2 separate regions of the Homo sapiens genome follow, and region 2 is linked to region 1. Evidence: read pairs that join two places in POLR2A ChIA-PET (ENCODE). Cell type or tissue: GM12878. All regions are shown on one strand.

Region 1 (2,500 bases):
TAACACTGGGAGAATTGGAACTTTCCAAATAACAAGTTTCCCACCCATAGTACATACTTCCAGCTTTTCAGACTTTGTTTTCTGTCTGCCACTGAGGATTATTTTATTTCATTTTTTTTTAGATGGAGTTTCACTTTGTCGCCCAGGCTGGAGGGCAATGGTGCGCTCTCGGCTCACTGCAAACTTCGCCTCCCGGATTCAAGCTATTCTCCTGCCTCAGCCTCCCCAGTAGCTGGGATTACAGGCGCCTGTCACCATGCCTGGTTAATTTTTTTTGTATTTTTAGTATAGATAGGGTTTCACTATGTTGGCCAGTTTGGTCTTGAACTCCTGACCTCAGGTGATCCGCCCACCTCGGCCTCCCAAAGTGCTGGGATTACAGGCGTGAGCCACTGCGCCTAGCCAGTTTTCTCCTTTTAAGTCCTGTGTGTCCAGAGAGGGGTGGGCACACTCACATTCAAATCAATGCTGCCATCCCCCTGGCTCCAGGGACCCCTGCAGTTTAAGCTTCTCCGGGAAGCCTCTGCTTTCAGGTTTCTTTTCTGGCCCAGTCCAGGTGAAAAGAGCTCGCACTAAGATCTCTGCTGGGAGTCAGACTCACCTGTCTACCAGCTTGGGCAGACGCTTGCCTTGAGTCCTGAGGCTAGGCCACAGCTGGAGCAGCAGATAGAAGGGACAGGGTTGCACTTATAACACCACTATCCTCCCAGCCCTGGTTTTATCATCATCATCGAGAAAAATACAATTAATCAGCAGTGATCAAAGGTAAGTCTAAACATTCCATTTAACTAACTTAAATGTGACCTGGTGTGCCGTGTCATTCTATAAATGACATAACAGAATAAGACTCACTTTCTAATTCACAGCCTCTGGTTCAATTTCAAGTAAGCAAATACATTTTGCTTTGGTTTTGCTTACAATATTCTGGGAAATGCAGGCTATAAATAATCACTCAACTGTTTTGTGGGTCAACAGAATCACTACTACTTTCAGTTTCGTTGATGCCATTTATATCATGAGCTCAAGCACACGGGCGCTTCAGAAGGCACTATAAAGTTTAGTTTTGATGTGGTGTGATGTTCTGATCTATCTTGAAAGGTAAAGAAACCCACAGGATTCAGCGTCAAGCCAATCCATGCCCAGGCACATCGCAGCTGCTAGGTCAGGAAATCTGTGCGTTTAGGAGGCTCTGAGGGTGATGCTGGGACTGTACTCAGGTAATTAAACCCGGACAAACCCTGAGGCACAGAGAGGATGAGTAGGGGCCCTGGAGGCAGCCTGACCCACAGGGAATTCTCGAGTGTGTGGCAGCCCTGCCTGGGGAACGAAGACCCGAGCCTCAATTTCCTCACAGGGGCACTCGCAGGGTTGCTGTGAGGATCACAGGGGTAATGTATGTGGCAGTTTGTCATACCCCAGGGCTCTGTAAGCGGCAGTTATTTATATTGTTACTTATGACACTGAACTAAGAGCTGACCCTGACGCCGCCTCCTCAGAAGCCCTAAGTCTTGAGTGGCCTGGACACCACTACACACGAGAGTCAGGGGCGGGGGCTTTGAGATGGACCACCAGGAAAGCCGGGAGAGGGACCGGGACAGGGCTCCCACTTGCTCCTGGCTCACAGGGGCCCTCATAGTCATCAGGTGGACCCCAACAGCTGTGGCCTGACAAAGATTCCCCCAAAGGCCAGCCCACCTTACACGCTACATCTGCCCCAACAGCCCCCCAGCCCAACAGGTGGTGCCTTCATGGAGATGCCCATCCCTGCACGTAGCACTCAAGGCAGTTCTCCCACCTGTAAAGCTGTTTTTCTTCCCCTACAATCCACACCCAACCTTTCTAGGTCAATCCTGAAACCCCACACAAGCTCCCCAACTACACCAGATCCTTCAACTCCAACACGCTCACCAAGTCTCTTCAATAGTCACTTCCATCTTTATAATTTACCATTTTCTTGAGCTGTTTGTATATTTCTCTAACCAGAAAGACAAGAAGTAGTAGTATTCAGATTTATAATGACTGGTTACTGGTACTGATTTGAGAGTTTCTTGTCAAGCGGATGAGTGTTTAAGGCCCACCACCTCTTTTCATATTCTTCTCTCTTAAAAACCACATTTTCAAAGGTCTGCAAACGTTTTCCACAGTCAACAACTTGAGAGGCATGGAAGTTTCTTGCTTATCAGGGGCCAAGGGGGAATTTTAGAATCTTTTGGGTAAATGAATGTTTAACATCCCCTGAAAGCTGCTGGAGAGTGGGGAACCTAGGACCGTCACAAAACAGCCAGCCTCTGCATTGCCTCTGCCGACCAGGGCTGCAGAGGGCAGCCACCCAGGGCTCAGCCACCGGCAGGAGTGGAGGAAGCACAGCTCCAAAGGTCACAGAATTGCAGTCCTGGAGCTGGGTCCCTGCCAACTCCCGGAGAGTGAGCGAGGGGCCACTGGGCTGTGAATGCACTGTCTCTGGCAGTGGATGATTTCCTCGTTCTTCTACGATAGAGAC
Region 2 (2,500 bases), 340 kb after region 1:
TCTTTTCTTTTTTTTTTTGAGATGGAGTTTCACTCCTGTCACCCAGACTGGAGTGCAGTGGCACAATCTCAGCTCACTGCAACCTCCACCTACTGGGTTCAAGCAATTCTCCTGCCTCAGACTCCCAAGTGGCTGGAACTGCAGGTGTGCGCTGCCACGCCTGGCTGATTTTTTGTATTTTTAGCAGAGATGGGGTTCCGCCATATTGGCTAGGCTGGTCTCGAACTTCTAACCTCAGGTGATCCGCCCGCCTCAGCCTCCCAAAGTACTGGGATTACAGGCGTGAGCCACTGCGCCCAGCCCAATCATTGTCAATTTAAAGTGTTTTTCATTCATAACTGTCCCCTAAAATGATAGGTGTCAGTGAGTCTGGGAACTTCTCCATAAGCAGTTATTGAAGGGCAAACAAATGATTAAAGCTCTCAAGGGGAGTTTCCTGGGAATTCTAGGATAGCAGAGGATCTTGGCTGACTGCGATATTCGTGCCACCCCATTGCAAGAGTGTGCACCATGGCACAGCTCATATCAGAGGCTGAGACAGGGAACTGTTGTCCCGGAAGCATTCACAGGGCTTGCAACCTGCTTCCCAGCAGATGCAAGTGTTGGGCCTGGAGCTCGTGTGGGAAGGACTGACTTCTGAACCCACAAACATCAACTTTCCACTGAAATCCACTGCAAAATGTCCATGCCTCTTAAATTGAAAAAAAAATCTTTTTAGCAACATAACTGAGCTCAACCAATATGAAGCAACCATATGTAGGACATCTTTTTGAATGAAGGAAGGAATGAATCAATGATGAACAGATAGATAAAGAGATAGATAGATGATAGATACATAGATAGGTAGGCAGAGAGAGAGAGATGATAGATTTCTAAATGAGTAAATGCCTTGCCCAGCCCCCTTCTCCCTGGGCTATGTCTGACTTCCGCTCGTGGTTTCCATCTTAGCCCACAGCCAAAGCTCTTCCTGGTTGCTCAGTCTTAGAGCCAACTTCTTAACTACTGGCTGTCTCGCTGTTGCAGCCTAGGCTGTGTGACTTGATCACAGGAAATACACTGGTTTCTCTTTCTGGCTGAGTTGTTGCTAACACTCCTGCAGCCCTTCTCTAACTGCAGAAGAGAAGGAGACAGTCGGCGAGGCCTCCACAAACTAAAAGCCTAGCAGTTCCAGACTGTGGGTGGTGGACAGTTTCATACTTTCTCCCAAGCAGATGTCTGTAAACTGCTTCCATTATTATGAAAGCAGTAACTACCTGTTACCAAGTGACTGCCCCGCGCTCAGCACTTTACTCTCAGCGCAGCCTAGCACTGTGGGGATTATTTAGGGTGGCTTTGCCAGGACTGGGAAGGAGGGGAGAGGAGTTCCTGGAAAGTGGGAATTTCAGTGCTAAAACCAGGACAAGTTGGTCCCTCCAAAGTGATTCCCATTTTCCAGGTGAGGTAACTGAGGCACAGAGGAGCCCCTGGCTTGTCTAGGGCACACAGCCAGTGGGGCAGCTGACTTCTGACCTCGTTTACTCTGATTCTAGGGCCTGTGCTAGGAAGCATGGACTTCCTCCTGCATGTTCGTATCCACATAGAACGGTCCAGTTGTCTTTCTCAATGGTCCAGACACAAGCTTTCGGGCCCTGGGTGAACCCTGAAAGACATAAGGAATAGACATGAGCTGCAGCGTTCAGCCCCCCTGTGGGGTACCCACCTGCCCCTGCTGGGGTACATACAATCTGAGTCAGCTGCCCCCACCAAAGGATGCCTCCCAATCTCCCCCAGCTCTCACCTCTACACCAGGCCTCCCCTCCATGAGCACGACCCTCACCCTGCTCAAACTCCTGCACCTCCTCTGACTCAGGGTACTGCCCTGTCCATGCCAGAATAGAACCCTATCCTGCTCAGCCCACCTCATGACTTTAGGACCAAATTATTCAGAAAACAAAAAGAAGCGGAAGATCTCTTTCGAAAAAATAGGATAAATTATAACAAAATAAAGATATATGAAACAATGCTTCTAGCCTTTTTCACTCCCAATGCACGTATCAGATACTTAAAAATTGGGTGTATTTCTGCTATGGACTCCCAAAATCCACGTGCTGAACCCCTGATTTCCAATGTGGTGGTATTTGGAGGTGCTGCATTGGGGAGGAGATAAGGTCACGAGGGTGGGGCTCTCATGTTTGGATTGGTGCCCTATACAAAGAGAGAGACACCAGCATGTTCATGCTCTCTCAACCCTAACCATGGGAGACACAGCAAGAAGTCTTCTGTTGGCCAGTCACGAAGAGGGCCCCCACCAGACCCTGACCCTGCCACCACCCTGATCTCACACTTCCCAGGCTCTGGAACTGGGAGCCTGTTGCTTTTGAGCCACCCAGTCCCCATGGCGGCCTAAGCTGACTGAGACAGAAAGTGGCCCTGAGGAGTGGGATGCTGCTGTAACCAAGAACCACAAATATGGATGCAGCTTTGGAGCTTGGTGATGAGTGGAGGCTGGAAGAGTTTGGGG

The links. ChIA-PET counts read pairs that join two places held together with the same protein. Peaks named below come from ENCODE experiments on the same cell type or tissue, not always from the same donor. Only the 100,000 strongest peaks of a DNase experiment are listed, where the experiment ranks them.
Region 2: POLR2A ChIA-PET joins it to region 1 with 8 read pairs; 1 of 35 experiments calls an interaction of 5 or more read pairs at or near these places.

Annotation. Positions count from the first base shown.
Region 1 is chr21:42,526,448-42,528,947 of GRCh38, reverse strand. All of the region lies in intron 3 of SLC37A1 (solute carrier family 37 member 1), which reads right to left. It overlaps LOC107987299 (a long non-coding RNA gene), which reads left to right. Exons shown (of 2, transcript XR_007067878.1): 2 at 123-2,500. Among named protein-coding and RNA genes, the nearest start is that of SLC37A1, 14 kb to the right of the region's middle. In GM12878, no CTCF peak of the experiment used is centred here; a DNase peak (open chromatin) is centred at 1,027; H3K4me3 peaks cover 1,274 bases; H3K27ac peaks cover 2,331 bases.
Region 2 is chr21:42,186,937-42,189,436 of GRCh38, reverse strand. No RefSeq gene overlaps it. Among named protein-coding and RNA genes, the nearest start is that of ABCG1, 31 kb to the left of the region's middle. RefSeq lists enhancers at 801-960, 1,101-1,340. In GM12878, no CTCF peak of the experiment used is centred here; a DNase peak (open chromatin) is centred at 1,026; H3K4me3 peaks cover 322 bases; H3K27ac peaks cover 1,508 bases.